Linked DNA regions of Mus musculus: region 1 is linked to region 2. The links are chromatin loops, found by intact Hi-C in ENCODE. Cell type or tissue: left cerebral cortex. All regions are shown on one strand. Links, peaks and the distances in the headings refer to the core of each region. The heading gives the core; the rest is flanking DNA.

Region 1 (8,114 bases), core at 2,023-6,022, 51 kb before region 2:
CAGGTTGGGGTGGTGGGGGCCTTGCTGCTCCCTCCCTAGGCTTTCCCAGTTTTAATAGCCAAGCCTAGCACTTTGTCTGACTGCTTCCAGCATTCCATGAAGAAGCATGAATTCCTCTGCTAAATCCTTCATTATGTCCTTAGGGCCACAGGAGGCATGAATAGCCACCAAGCTCCTGTTGTTGATTACAGAGGTAAAGGAAGCAAATGTCTTAATCAGTTTTTTTTTTCAAGTTTCTTTGCTTGTTTTGTTTTGTTTTGTTTTTTTGTAACCTTCACCCTGATCTCAATACCTTGCTGACACCTTTGTCATAATTCCTGTCCTGGTTTCAGTTCCTGTCACTGTGAGAAAGCAATTTAGAAGACAAAAGGTTCATTTCATCTCACATTTCCACTGCAGGGAAGTCAAGGCAGGAGCTGGAAGTAGCTAGTCATGTCTGCAGTCAAGGGCAGAGAGAGAGAGAGAGAATGAAGGAAGACTTGAGCTCAGCTCGCTAAGGTCTCCATTCTTACATATTTCAGGATCCTGAGCCCAGGGAATGGAGCCACCTACAGTGGGTAGATGTTCCCATCTCAACATGCTTTAGACAGTCCCCCATGGCCATGCCTCATCTAGATAGTCTGTCACTGAGACCTTCTTCCTAGGTGACTCTAGATTGCATCACATTGACAGTTGAAACTAACCATTCCCTACATAAGAACTGCTCTAATTTTGGTATAGAGAGGGGAGGTGCTCTCCAGGCCCCACCCCATGCTGGGGAGCTATTGGCAGTTGGCCACTGCTCAAGGAGGGAGAATCCTTGTTTAAGGACATTCCATTATTAGGTTTACCATGTTCCAGCATGACTTCACACCCATGCACAGCACTAATTAGACTTACTGTGTACACACACACACAAAGCTGGAAGGAGGACTTGCTGTAGGGGATGTGGCAGGAGCTGGAGGAAGGGGGAGCATGTGATCACGTTTCATTGTATACAAACATGAAATTTTCAAGAATGTAGAAAACTTTAATAAATAACCAAGAAACATATTTTATAAGAAACTATGTACCAGACAATGTGAAGTACATCTTTGGTGCCTTTAAAATAAACACCTTACACACCAGTCATTCTCTGCATCATCTACAGCCATTGACAAGTAGGTGGGAGTTTCCTTTTGAAATGAGAGCTAGTTTGTGTGTATGTATGACTGTGCGTGCATGTGCACGTGTGTATACGTGTATATGCATTTGTACCTGTGAGCACACTCACGTGTATATGCACTTGTGGAGGCCAGAGGTCAGTGTCAGGTGTCTCTGTCTCTGTCTCTCTTAACATTATTCTTGGGACAGGGTCTCTCCCTGAGCTTAAGGGTGACACTTCGGCTGTGCCAGCTGACCAGCAAGCAACTAGGTCTGTCTGCCATCCCCCTACCAAATGGCCCCACACCCAGTTTTCCATGGGGGCTGAGGAACTGAATTCCTGCCATCAGTGATTGAGCAGTAAGTATTTTATCCAGTGAACCATCTCCTCCGCCCCAGAGTTTCTTACTTATCTAGTGGTTTGTGGGCATTTTGAGATGAAGTTTCAGCTCCTTATTGCACCAAGCCTGCCACTGACCAAGCCCTGAGCCCACACTGACATTTTCCATACCCCATGTACTTCAGCCAGGCTGGAAGACAGCCATCCCTGCTGAGCTTTGCTTCTGTTTGTTCTCGCTTGCTACTCTTGGGGTTGTAAACCAGTGTCCCTGTGTGCCTAGGTAGCCTTATGTCCTCTTCCTTCATCCTCCCAAATGATGAGGCCACAGACCATGCCACCATTCCCAGCCATGAAAGAAAATAAATTTTTGTGCAAAACAGCTGAACAAACACATGAATAAATCATGTGATTTCATTACAAAAGTAAGTTTTTGGGATTAGGGACACGGCTTTGTGGGTAAGATTACTTGCTCTGAGAGCACGAGGACCTGAGTTCAAATCCCAGCACCCTTGTAAAAACCCCAGTGTGGCTGCGCATGCCAGCAACCCCAGCAGAGGAGGAAAGGCAGAGGAGGAGCAGCAAACAAGGCAGGTCCAGGTAAAGACCAAGCAAGGCAGGAGCCGAGGAGAGGAAACGCCGGCAGTCACTCTGGTCTCCACGTGAGCACAGGCATGTGCTATTGAACACATGAGCCCTACTGAGCTTGCACCACACACTACACAACACACACAGGAAAAATGGAAAAATGTATTTTTTATTTTTATATTTGTGCCCCAAATAGTCGTCAAAAACACAGCAAATAAAAGGTGTGTTACCTTTAAAAAAATTTAAAGCTATCTCTGAAATCATTTGGACGGCTTGCCTTCCTCTGAAGAAGCAGGGGTATTGCCTAAGACTCGGCCTTAGCCCTCTCCCACCTTTCCATGCTAGCCCTCCATGTTTCCTCCTCTAGGGTGTGACTGCTCACCCCTTGTACACACCCTTGGAGTCTCACTGTCACTTGAGTCTCAGCACTTCCAAACAAAATTCTCCTTAGCAGCAAAAACAGCACAGTGGAGGGGACACCTTGTGCCAGAAAGAGATCTCTGTTTCAGTGGTCTTCACACAGGTCCCGCTGCCAACCGTGCTGTGGGAATTTAAACAGACTGTTAGGAGAGAGCTTGCCAAGTGTGCGCAAAAGGTTTGATCCCCAGCACCACCACGTAAGCTAGGCGTGGTGGCATATTCTACTAACCTCAGATGGGAAGTGGGAGCAGGAGAATGAGAAATTCTGACCATCCTTGTCTACTTATAGATGGTAAGATTGAGATCTGTCTGACAGCATGAAACCCTGTCTCGGGAGCAAAGCACCTAGCACAGAATGTTCTCAAAATCTAGATGTGGGGCTGCAGGGATGGCTTCGTGTTGAGAGTACTTGCCAAGCTAGCACAGGACTTAAGTTCAGTTCCCAGCAGCCAGGCTGGTGACTCAGAACCCCTGTGACTCAGCATCTCCTTGGGCACTCATGAGCTCATGGTAAACTCCAGATCCTCTCTTCTTTCCGTGTTGTGAACATTGATGACTCAGTCTGGCCATGTTTACGATGAGTCAGCTTGCACATTGCAGAGATGGTATAAGAAAAGGGTAGATTTAGACTGCTGCCTTCGGGCTTGACATACCAGGAATGTTCTGAGCTATTCCCCTGCAGCAGGGTCAGTATGAGAAGGCTTTTCCAGCCCAACAAAGGTTTACTGGACTCCTCAGAATTATTTTAGTTAGGGTATTTTGTCTTGTTTCCCCGCCATGACAAGAGTGGGGAAATCGCTCTGAGGCTGACCTTGTCGGGAATACTGAATGATGTCCTCCTTGAAAACTATCCCTGACTTCAGTAGACATTTAGAGGTTGATTGGAGCAAGCAGCTTGCTTTCCTTGGGAAAACAGGATGGAGAGGCTCCAGGTCACCAGCCGTGGCCTGCATGTTGTGTGCCAAGGTACCCAGGAGCTTGTGTCACTCCATGGGAAGTCCTGGGGCTGGCTCATTCCTGCCCTGAACCAGCCATGGGTCTTTAAAGGAGGTGGCATGCTTTTAAATTCTGGCTGCTATCCATTAAAGCTTTAATTAGCACTAATTAGGAATCTGGGGTAATCAGCTTGGCCTGAAATGGAAGCCTGTGTATGCTGGGAAGAAAGGCTTTGCTAAATAAACCAGCAGGATGAACAGTATTATGGGGTGAATGCTTTTCTGGGGAGCAGCTGATGGTAAGGATTAGTGCTTGCCCTGGGCATGCAAATGAGGGCTGCTGGCTACAAACAGCAGAAGAGCTGGAGGCCCCACCACACAACACTTCATTAACAGTTAAGTACAGTGACATTTTTTTAAAGTTTAAATACCCTGCTCTTTTTCTTCCAAATAACCTATAAATTCCCTCATTTATGGAGCTGTGTATGGGGTGAAGGATGTGGGTTAAGGTAGCTGGGAGATCTTGTGAAATACAAACTCATTTCAAAGGATTACTACACAGTGGCTTTGGGACATTTCTTTTTGCTCCTCAGCTTAGAGAACAGCAAAAGTACCAGCACACAATGCAGAGTAGCCTCCCATCTGCGCCGCCGCCGCAGAGCCTCCATTCCTGGAAGGGCTGGATCCAACCTTCCAGCGGAAGGAGGCCTCGGTATAACCGTGCTGCATCCATCTAGCAGTGCCCAGCCTTGGCATCCACCTAGCAGTGTCCAGCCTTAGCATCCACCTAGCAGTGCCCAGCCTTAGCATCCACCTAGCAGTGCCCAGCCTTAGCATCCACCTAGCAGTGCCCAGCCTTGGCATCCACCTAGCAGTGCCCAGCCTTGGCATCCACCTAGCAGTGCCCAGCCTTGGCATCCACCTAGCAGTGCCCAGCCTTGGCATCCACCTAGCAGTGCCCAGCCTTGGCATCCACCTAGCAGTGCCCAGCCTTGGCATCCACCTAGCAGTGCCCAGCCTTGGCATCTACCTAGCAGTGCCCAGCCTTGGCATCCACCTAGCAGTGCTCAGCCTTGGCATCCACCTAGCAGTGCCCAGCCTTGGCATCCACCTAGCAGTGCCCAGCCTTGGCATCCACCTAGCAGTGCCCAGCCTTAGCATCCACCTAGCAGTGCCCAGCCTTAGCAAGCACTGAAAGCCTCCTAGCTACTGTCTGCCCCGTCAGTTGTACTACAAAACTAGATTTTAGAGGCTGTATCAAAACTCTCTTCTCCCTTGACTCATTTTCCCATTTTGTAGTTTTAAAGCACTATGTGAAGACAAGATTAAAAAAAAATCTGTGACTTACCAATAATCACTATAAAAAATGGGAGGAAGTCAGTGAAAAAGACAGCAAATGTCCAGACGCATCACACTAGTGTTTTGTGCGTTTTAAAAACGTATCTTTATTAAAATGCTTAAACTGTCACAATTACCAACTACCTTACACTCTGCACGGCAGCACACATGGGCAGTCTCCTTTGCCAAGGATTTCTGCACTCACAAGCTCCCCATCAGCAAGAGGAAGAGACAAGAACAGTCACAGATCTTCTAACATTTTTCTTAAGATTATTCATGTGTGTGCTTTCTGAATAGCTGAATAAACACAGTCATAAAGGGGCGGCCTCCTGGAAAACAGAGCACTAAGGCAAAACGCGCATTTGTAAAAGCCTGGAAGACCTAATTGGCTTTTATTAGCAATTCTGGGGTGGCACGGCAACCCATTCTGCAGACAACAGTTGGTCTGGTGGTATGAGGAGGTTGCCTGTGGGCAGAAAAGGGCTTCAAAGGGCAAGGGCGACTTCAAAGCAGATTGGTGCAAAGTTACTTCCCTTCCAGGGTTAAGCAGAGGGACTCTCTCATCAAGAGGTTCAAGAAAAACCACTTTTAATTGGTTAGTAAGTCTCCTATTTTATGAAAGACTGACCGGTTAAAGGTTCAGTTGGATTAGTGTCACCGAGCAGGAGCGGCTGCGCTCTGAGTTGTTCTGGTCTGCCAGAGCCTAATGCACGAGCTCAGCCTGAGCCAATGGCCTCCCATGAATGTGATTTAATGCTCTTTAGAGCAATTCAACTGAACTCTTTCAATAAAAACGGGAAAAATCCTTTGGAAAAATATCAGCCCCCGAGGCCTGTGAAACTTGAAATCTGTACCTCTCAGATGCCCAGGCACATACATTATATGAAGGGATAGCCCACTGTATGGAGTCTATTTTGCTCCCAAAATAGTCACTGTCTAAGTGGATAAATCGCTTTAACAAAACATCTCATTGCATCTGGAGAGCTTGCTATACTTCTAGAGGACCTGAGTTAAATTCCTACCACCCACATACGGCATCCTATAACTACAGCTCTCAAGGATCTAACATCCACTTCCAGGCTTTGTGGATTTGCAATTTGCACATATATAGCATTCACTCACACAGCATGAACACTTCTGTAATGGAAAGTAAAGAAAAATGGAGCCTTCTAACTGCAAATATAGCTACATACCACAGCCCTTCTCTGGACTGTGTGGGAGTTGGCTCACCAGATGGCTGTTAGACTTAAAAGTACCTTCTTTTAATTTGGGGTGAAGGTCAGAGAGGACCAATATCCATGGAAATGCCATGCCCAGAGACTCTCGGATGAGAATTCCTAAGTAGGCCAAGTACTTCCCCTGCGTTCACCTTCTAAGGTCATGGCAACAGCTTCTGTGAGATCTTAGGATCATGTCTGCTTTGTAATAAGGGGCCCAAGTCCAGAAAGAGTAAACGGTTTTCCAAACCTCAGAGGACCAAGCAAATCAAGTTAGGGCCATGCATGCAGATTCCCAGTGTCTCAGTGAGTAGGCAGTGCTGTGTGTATACTGCACAGACACTGCAGCCAAAACTCCAAGAGGTCCTGGAGCCAATTTCTTTTCTCCCATCTTTAAATTTCTTCCAACCAGGTGTTACTGGTACATGCCCTTAATGTCCTCTGCACTTGGGAGGCAGAGGCAGGAGGATCTCTGATTTAGAGTCCAGCCTGGTCTACAGAGAGTTACAGGGCAGCCAGGGCTCACAAAGGAACCCTGTCTTGAAAAGGCCAAAAAATAAAAATAAAATAAACTTCCAGTTTATGGAAAGAATTATACCTCATCTTATTAGCAGGATTATGCTAATTTAATTTGCTTTCAGAAAAGACAAAACAGGAAAACTGGAAGAGCCATTTGTAGTTTTATACCACAAAATCTCATAAACAGCAGCTCTTTGTTTTGTCCATTTGTTTTTACATGGACGTGAAATTAACAATGAAACCCATGTGTAAGATCGGCTCTTACTGTTCCCTGTTCAGAGAAAGCTGGAGGGAGGGGAGGGTAGCAGGGAGTTTCCAGGTCTGCCTTCTAAGCCCAGGGCTGTGCAGGGGGAGCCCTTAGGACTTCTTTATTCTTAACATCAACAATGAAAAAGACCATGGTTTAATTTATTTGGAGCTAAAGAGTAATTGCTTCACTGATAGTATATGTTGACCTGTGACTTGTAAGGCTTGTTACTGGACCCTAAGTGAGTCAGGACTTTGACTGTGGTAAAACTGACCATATACTTCACAGGGCTGAAGAAAATCCCCACATTTGTTGAGAAAATACATGGCAGCGGAGAGAGGAGTCCTGCTTGTGACAACCGCTGCCTAACGTTGATGCATGGATTTCACTTAAGTGATTAAATCAAGGGCGAGATAGTGCTGTTTTAAGAGTTAAGAGAAACAGGGAGCAGGGAGGGAGGGAAGAGGGAGGGGATCGTCCATCCTAAGTATTGTCCACAGAGCAGCCTCTGGTCTCTGGATGGTGCTACCTCGAAGGTCTTGTAGCCTGTGTGTTTCCTGAACAGCTCATGGCCAAGGATCAGGGTCGTCTTGCAACCTCTGCCTCCTGGGCTGCCTGCTTACCCTCCTCCCGATTCCCAGAAGAAGCTGCTGTTCTGGGTCTGTGTGTGTTTTGTTTGTCATCTATCCTTTTGGCCAGCACATAACGGTCAGTCCCACCCAAATGTAAGCGTTCACTCTGCTCAACCTGAAGCAACTGAGAAGCTTTAAAGATTGATTTGTTTATTTATTAATTATGTGTACGTGTGTGGGGTAGACTGTGTGCACATGTGAATTCAAGTGTTTATCAAAGTACCCCGGACATTGTGAGCTGCCCAGTGTGGGGGGTGCCGGGAATTGAATACAGGTGTTCTGCAAGAGGAGCGCATGCTCTTCACTGCTCAGCTGTCCGTCCGCCCATCCACCCGTCCGTCTGTCCGTCCGCCCGTCTGTCCAAAACTGAAGTTTTAACAATGATAGAAAGCTAGATTGGATATATTTAGTAAGCAGGTATTTATTATACTTTTTATCTATAAAATAGTTATCAATAATATATTTTATAAATTATGTTACAATGTATATATGATATATTATTGAATAATCAAAGCTATTTTATATTATACCTTCTCTACATCAGAAAACTTTTCCTGTATTGTTGTTGTCTGAATAAAGAAGAACAAGAAGGAATTGTGTTAGAAAAGATTATTCCTGAGGTTGGAAAGCTAGCTCAGTGGTGTGAGGCTGGCATGGAATAAATGAGTCCTGGCTTTGTTTCTCAGTACCACAAAGAGAGAGTATGAGAGTGGGGGTGGGGGAAGCAGAAAGGAGGAGAATGGGTGTCCAGACAGAAAT
Region 2 (8,114 bases), core at 2,716-6,715:
AGCCCCTTTCATCTTTAGGAATATAAAGGATTCATCTTCCACTCTGAGTAGTCATTCCACGAGTCAGGCCTGTTGGGAAGTGTGTGGCTGGAAGGCAGATGAGATAGGTGGGTGGGAAACGAGTGTTTTCTCTCCAGGAAGCCAGACCTGCACCTCAGAGCTCTGGACATTCCCTGCTTCCTGGCTTGGGGTAGCCTGCCTGCAGTTCCACAGTAGCCTCTGTAAGCTAAAGATCCAACGTCTGGCCCCTCCTAAAAATCTGCTTGAAGCAGTTTGTGTTTTCTAGACTAGGAGAGCAGGAAACCAAGGGACAGAGTTTTCCCCATCACCGTGTCCAGTCTAGCTTGTATGTGTATTAAGAGGGCTCTGTCATTGTTGTCTATTTGTGCTTGGACCCCTGGAGCCTTCCTGGTCGCTTTGCAGCCATGGGCAGTCCTAACTATAATCTTATCCCAGAACGAAATCCTTGCTTCACTAGTTCCTAGCTGTGGATTGCTGGCAAGCTTCTAACCTGGTCTTTTCCTCCCTAGGAGTAACAGCAGGCCATCTGGGTCTAGCATGCCCTCTGCTTGTGCACCAATGGCTGCCACTATTGCTAAGCCTTCAGCCGGCCTGTTGGGAGGGGGCAGCTTTTGACAGTCTTTGTACATCTCTTCTGCTCCACAGGCAGCGAGTATGATGAGGAAGAGGTGGACTATGAGGAGTCAGACAGTGATGAGTCCTGGACCACAGAGAGCGCCATCAGCTCTGAAGCAATCCTCAGCTCCATGTGCATGAATGGAGGGGAAGAGAAGCCTTTCGCCTGCCCAGTTCCAGGGTGTAAAAAGAGATACAAGGTAAAGGAAAGGTCTCTTCACTCAGTGTAACTGCTTGGCAAAGAAGCACTGTAAAATAGCTGCCCTTTGCAATTCTAAAGAGAGCTGCCTGTGTGCCAGGGATAGACACTCATCGCCCATGTTCATGAGAGCGAGAGCCTCAGGGACATGTACCCAGTGCCGTCCGGTGAGCACTGGCTGGGGTTCTGGGTGATTGGCAGCCTTTCTCTTTCTCTGACTTGCGTGGGAGACTAAAGTCAAAGAGCTCTGTGGTAATCGGCCTCTGGTTTTGATGCCTGTCAGAATATCCAGTGAAGGGGCTGGAGCATCCGTGGTAGAGATGGTGATTAGCATGCAGGAGAGACTCCGATCCATCCAACACCATAGAAACAGAGCAAGGGCTGTGTCAACCTACTTATTTGCAAAACACTTTTTTTCAGTGCATAGATTTCCAGGTGGCTGGGCCTGTAAAAGCCTCAGCTGGGTTTACAGAGCCTTCTGGAAAACAGGGTTGGGTGTTTACCTTCCAGCTGGGCAGTTCTTGCCCTCTCCCGCCTCCCCATAAAAGACCAGGAAAAGAAAATGCTTTGATTTCTCCCTCTTGCCAGCATCTCCTCTGTCCACCTGCTGTGTCTAACAGTCCTAACACTAGGTGACTTGGGTAGCTGGTGGTACTAACTTTTCTACTGAGAAAACTGCTAAGGACAAAACAATAAAAGAAGCGCCAAGGAGAAGTGTGTGCAGGAAGTCCCCACAGGTGTTAGCAGCTCTTTAAAATCAACTGTGTAGAAATGAAAAACTCCGGAGCATGGCTGGTGGACACGAGGGCACCAGCTTACCGTCTGTGCAGACCGCCTAGGTTTTAAAGGCTTGAAAGTTGGTAGCATGCGCGCATCTCACGCTGTTCCTTAAATATGTGTCTCTGAACAACTGTTAGTATTTTAATCTTTCTATTAGAAAAGCAGAAACCCCAACAACTTCACAAAGGCGAGGGCGTCACTCTGCTGCTGCGCCAGGACTGGTAGACCAGATGGCCTTTGTTAAACAAACATGCAAACCCTAGGACAGAGGTGTGAGTCTTATCAACTCTACAAGGGCTGCCCAGTCCAGGTCAGCACACATCACAGAACACACGCGTACAGCTTCCATATCCAAGCTTAGAGGCACAGAGAAGAGGAGCCTCTAACGGTAACATCACAGTAAGCCAAAGGGCAAGATAGACCAGAACACCCCCGAGGGCAGCTCTCACTGCAGAAGGTTTTCCTCCTGTTTCAGTGTCACAGTAACAGCTGGACAGGGTATGTCACCGGTGTTCTGCCTGTGGTGGACCCATTCTCTCCACATCAGCTGCTCTTCAAACTGTGGCCGCCTCTCCAGTGCCTGCGGTGTGATCAGAGCCTTGTACAACAGCCGTACTGAAGAGGGATCTAAGGACTCGAATCGAGGGGGGCCTCAGAAAGAGGAGGAGAAAACACAAACTCCACCCTTCACTCTGGGCCAGAAGGGTGGAGCATTCTTCCCCTCCCTTAATTGTTGAAGAGTCTCTAGCAACCTCTTCCTCTATCGAAGCCTGGGTTCACATGGGCTTTGAATGCTCTCTCCTGTTAAGGCCAAGAGCAAACTTAGTGACCCTGTGCTGCAGGAACTGAGTAGCGGATGGCTCTAGTGGCTGTGAGGGAACTGTGTCCCTTACTGATTCAGAATGCCAGGTGACATAGCACAGAGACACCCCTAGCCACTCCTCCCAGCAAGATGCTGAGCTGCCCTGTGGCTGTAGAGCAGCAGAGCTGTCCTGAGAGAATTCACTCACCTTCACTGTGCATAGGCCCCTGACATGGTGGATAACCTCAGAACCAAGAAAAGGGTAGTACCTAGAGAAGGGGGTACCAGGCTCTCTGCACCCCAGACACCCTGGCCTGTCATGGCAGGATGTTTTGTTGGCGGTGGCAGCTGTGTGGGCAGTGGCTTTGGTGGTGTCTGTCCAAATCCCTCCTGTGTGCTTCCTGCCTCCCTGACGCCTCCCTCCCCTCTGGGCAGCTTCCACTCTTCTGCTTTGGAGGGAGCTCAAGAGCAGAGCCCCACCCCCTACCCCAGCTCACTGCAGCCTCTTCCATGGAAAACTTTCCATGGAAAAAAAGCAAGTCTAAGTGCTCAGTGTTCCCCTGTGATGAGTCGCTCTTCACAGGTGTCTCTGCTGAGACCACAGCAGACAGACAGACCAGCATGGGCTCCACTCCACTCCACTTCTTGGGGTATTCCCACAAGAGGCGGGGGGCTCCCAGATGGATCCAGTTTCCTTTGAAGCCCTCATGGAGTGACAGGAGGTCTGCAGTTAACTCAGGAGCCTTCAGTGTGCTCCTTCAACCCGTGTTCCACTTGAAATGTGTCCTGGGCTTAGATGGTGGCTCTTTGCCTGGCCTTGCCTAGTGTGTGCAGTGGGCCTGGGTGCTGTCCGGAGCTCCACAAGAACTCTTTCCTAACGTCTCTTAAAACCTAGGAAATACTAAGCTCTAAGAGTAGGGGAACAGAGTCAAATCCTGCCAACAGACTCTTACTCTTTAGAAATATTTGACACTGAGGAAATCTCATAAAGTATCTTTGTGTATGAAAAGGAGACGTGTTTGATACTCATACATTCAAGTACAGTGCCTCCTCTGATGTGAGTAGCGAGCCCGTCCCACCACAGTCCCTCGGTACCTTCCACAGAACGGTGTGGACACCAAGCACGTGACCCATGGCGGAGTGGTGTGCTTCTGACTGCCTGGCTCTTAGTGTGTTGGCGCTGTGGAGGCAGGAGGCACACACCTCCAGATGCTCTCCCTGTAACCGCGGCTCTCCTCTCCTTCCTCACCAAACTCCCCCAGAAACCCTCACTGTGTCCTTTCCATCAAACACCGAAGACCTCAAGGGCCTGATTTCCAGCTTTCCTATCCAGGGTGGCATGTACTGGCTATATCTGGCCACTCCATGGAGGTGGATGGCCCCATTCAGCATCTGGACCGCAGGCCTCCTGTGGACTACACGTTTTGGAATAGCCTGTAGTTTTTCTCCTGACAAGCATAATTTGATAAGGGCAGTAGTTCTTAATGGCAGAATCCAAATTCCCCTTCTGTTGCCTTCCTTCCTAGATAGCCCAGTGGCAAGACCATTTAGAGTCCCAGGCCTTCACAGTAGGAAGGCGTGCCAAAGTCCCCCAGCTATGTGTTTAAATGGAGCAGTAAACAGTACCTAGCATTTTAGGAGGGTCCTTGAGGAAATACAGACTACGCAAGTGCCATTCCTGAGTCCTGTTCCAGTTCTGTAAGGCAGGTCGGTCACTCTCTGTCATTTCCTCACCCGATAGGCAGAGAATAAAACAGACCTGCTCTGGCCTCTGCATACCCACAGGCACACACGTGCACACAAACCTTCTCTCACACAGAGAATGTGGTCTCTACACACAAGTGTGCACACACACTCTCTGTCACACACTGATCAGTCAACACTGTGGTAAGCCTTCCCCACTGCTACCTGGGAGTAGGCTAAACCGCAGCAGCATGGATGCCGCCCTGGACGCTCTGGACACCCTGAGAATGCTTCCAAATGTGCAGTTGGCGCCATTCTTCCCAGAATAAAGCCGTATAAGGTAGTTGTTTTTCAGAAACAGCCGGGAAAAGGCTACAGAACTTGCTGGACTCATTTCCCATTCCTGGTGAACTATGTGAGGATTTAAATGCTGGCTTCAGCTCTCCCCTGGCCTAGCTAGCTACAGTTGTTCTGTCGTTTTGCTTCTTAATGTATTTTCTCTATCTTGACAAGGTCTGAGTGGTAGTGGGCATAGGACTAGCTTGTCACTTGTTTGTTTGAACCGTTTTATGACTGAACTTGACACAAGTTAGTCATCCAAGAAGGGGGAGTCTCAATTTAGAACATGCCTCTGTAAGATCTGGCTGAAGGCAAGCCTGTAGGACAGTTTTTAAATGAGCAACTGATGGAAGGAGGGCACACCACCATTGTGGGTGGTGTCGTCCCTTGGTTGGTGCTCCAGGGTTCTGTGAGAAAGCCGACTGAGAAAACCATGGGAGCAGTCCAGTAAGCAGCACCCTCCGTGCCTCTGTCAGCTCCTGCCTCCAGGTGCCAGCCCTGCTTGTGTTCCCGCCCTCACTGCTTTTGTTGATGAGCTGTTACATGGACCTGTTAGTGAACTGAGCCCCTTTCCTCACCAAGTGGCTTTTCATGGTATTTCATCACAATCATAACCCTCACTAAGACACCCATCTTCCAACGACCCATGGAAACAGGACGTGAAATGTTTAGTAACCATCCACCTCAGAGACTCTAGTGTTCAACTGAAGATTCACTCAGCAAGCAGACAAGATGCATTCTTAGCATTTATAAGCCAGAGAACCACCTTCACCACATTGGATTTAGAAGTCACAATTTCCAAGTTTTGAGGGGAGTGCTAGGGAGTAAATCTGGAATTCCATGCATGCCAGGCAAGTACTCTGTTACTGACCTACAACCTGGGAGTTCTTTTCTTCTAAATTGTCATTGTCCCCCTTCCTCTCTCCGTCCCTGCACATAACACCTACATCTTGTCTTAGTTACAGTTACTGTTGCTGTGATGTAACACCATGACCAAAGACAACTTGGGGAGGAAAGGGTTTATTCCTACTTAGTTTCCTATAATAGTTTATCATAAGAAGCAGTGAGGGAAGGAACTCAAGCAGGACAGGAACCTGGAGGCAGGAGCTGATGCAGAGGCCATGGAGGGTGCCGCTTACTGTCTTGTTTTCCATGGCTTGTTCAGCCTACTTTCCTAAGAGGCTAGACCTACCAGTTCAGGGGTGACCCCACACACAGTAGGCTGGGCCTCTCCACATCAATCATTAAGAGAATGCCCTACAAGCTTGCCTACAGCCCCATCTTAAGAGCATTTTCTCAACTGGTTCCCTCCTCTCAGGTAACTCTAGCTGGTGTCACGTTAAAATAAACCTAGCCAGCACAACTTCCAATTATTTTTTCACAGTTCTGAGTTGACTGAAATTGTCACCTGAATGTAGCTGCTCTAAGACATCAGCCTGGGGCTAAGGCCATTGGAAGGTGCGTCTGGGCTAGATGTCCAGCTGGTACCTTCACCACAGACCTGCACTCCAGTGGGCTGCCTAGGCTTACCTACCTGCCATCACAGGAGGTCCGTATGAACTTGCTCCTCCAAGCTCCAACTCCCAACGTGCCTCTTAGCAAAATATGGGGTGTTCAGCCCAAGGCAGGAGGCTAACGATGCGAAAGACCAGAGCCAGGCATGTGTGTGGACAGAGCCCATTTGTTTTGACTCAGGCCAGACCTGGAAACAAGTACAGCCTCTTGCCCTCAGCTTCAGTCATGCAGAGTTCTACCACAGAACGTGTACTGCAAATCCAAAGATGGTGTAACAGCAGACACCTCTCGGCCACGTTTTAACAGCAATCTTAATACTGAGGTGTGTGTTGTGAGGAGCCATTTAACATGTGCACTCTGCAATAGTGTGCCATGGGCCAGGCAAGCATTATGATGCCCTCCAAAGAGCATCCAGAAACTCAATGTTTTCTGAAGCTCAGGGCATCTGAGAAGTGGCCTAGGTACTTAAGGGACAGCCTCCTCACCCTTTTAGTAACCCGTGCTCAGCACCGGTGCGCTGTGCTGTCCGTTCCTGTCCTCTAATGTGGCAGCTACCGATAGATACTGAGACTCCAAGTATCTTCTCTGCTCGTTCTTCACCTCTGAGGCCTGTTTCTCAGGCTTAACCAGATGAGCAGTATCTAGTTTGCTAAGCTGGTAAATAATCTCATAGTATGTAAACTAGTGAGATAGTAAAACCAACTGCTGGAAAACATTCTGATATTTTTGTTTTACTTATTATTTTATTACTATTATTTGTTGAGGATTCTATTATAAAATTTACCCTTAATAGAGTGTTAAAATAAAATCCTGCACCTGGATGGGGACTCCGGAACTATTCCCAACATATCTGGTGTATATGATGAATAGCCAGTGTGTGGTTTCAACAAACCTGGGTGACACACGGCAGCTGGGTGTTCTTTTCCATGAATTCCGCTGAGAACAATTAGCAGCCACGCACAGGGAAGGAAAGCCATCTCACTACAGTCATGAAAATATGCTTCATCTAACTATAAAGCTAACCCTCTAAGTTGTAGTAGACAGAGTCTAGGTCAGGCAAAGATAAGATGAAAACTGTTCAGCAAAAGTGAAGGTGTTAGCAGCTGTTAGAGCGAGATACAATCTGAAAAAGAAGTCTTAAGAAATATACAGAGAGTATATAAGTATGCTGAAACTTGTCAGCAACCTAGTAAAAATGGACATACATTTAGGAAAGAGATTTCAACAAAAAAAGTATATGTAACCTAAACCCATGGAACACTGCTACTTTCATTATCATAGTTTAACACCCATGACAGCATAATGCATGGCTGTAAAGTAAAAGATGCACTGCAAATAACATCTTAAATTTATGACTATTCTTTATCATGTGTGTACATGTGCAGGTTCTGCTGGGGCCAGAAGAGGGTATGAGATTCCCAGGGCAATTGCACACAGCCCTATGTGGGTTCTGGGACATTCTGCTAATCTAAACACCCAGATTCTTATCATCTGCTGCTAAGAAATCTACTCAGCATGTTGTTTTTCATGGGACTGACTTTATATAAATAAAGGTTTAAAAGCATGCTGTCTGAACGCAGTACATCATCAAAAGCAGTGCCCATGGGCTCTGAGCACTCACCTATGCTGAAGCACGGCCAGCTAACTCTGCCAAAGCCTCCAGGTGAGGTTTAGAGGGTACTTACCACAGCTTATGTCTTACATTCAGTCTGCCTTACCCTACTTTTTGTATTCTTTAGAACATTGTGTTCATTGGTCATTCTGAAATATTCACAGAATTTCCAATTAATTCTCTTCCAAGCAGAAAACTTTAGTAGCTGAGAAGCAAGGCTTCAAGAAACCAAGGGAAGTGTTCCATTAATTTTCTTACAAAGCCCTGGCACACACAGCCCAGGACCAGCAAACCCACATGAAGCCCACCCTCTGGATCCATCCAGGAGCTGCTTTGCTGGAATCTGACCCATGCTGAGGTTTGCACGAGTGTGACAGGACATTTGGTGACCCTAATAGGTAATTTTTTTTTATCTTCTCCACAGAATGTGAATGGCATAAAGTACCATGCTAAGAATGGTCACCGAACACAGATTCGCGTCCGCAAACCATTCAAATGCCGGTGTGGGAAGAGTTACAAGACAGCTCAGGGCCTGCGGCACCACACAA

The links. A loop is a pair of places that touch in the nucleus more often than their neighbours do. Peaks named below come from ENCODE experiments on the same cell type or tissue, not always from the same donor. Only the 100,000 strongest peaks of a DNase experiment are listed, where the experiment ranks them.
Region 1: a loop joins it to region 2, with 2.5 times the contacts of the local background. A loop is called at or near these places in 5 of 42 quality-filtered maps.

The regions. Positions count from the first base shown.
Region 1 is chr6:52,820,613-52,828,726 of GRCm38, reverse strand. All of the region lies in intron 2 of Jazf1 (JAZF zinc finger 1), which reads left to right. Among named protein-coding and RNA genes, the nearest start is that of Gm52904, 26 kb to the right of the region's middle. In left cerebral cortex, for the core only: no CTCF peak of the experiment used is centred there; DNase peaks (open chromatin) are centred at 3,549, 5,045, 5,523, 5,819 and 1 more place; H3K27ac peaks cover 2,399 bases.
Region 2 is chr6:52,770,257-52,778,370 of GRCm38, reverse strand. It overlaps Jazf1 (JAZF zinc finger 1), which reads left to right. Exons shown (of 5, transcript NM_173406.3): 4 at 667-836; 5 at 7,991-8,114. Among named protein-coding and RNA genes, the nearest start is that of Gm52904, 25 kb to the left of the region's middle. In left cerebral cortex, for the core only: no CTCF peak of the experiment used is centred there; DNase peaks (open chromatin) are centred at 2,854, 4,523 and 4,806.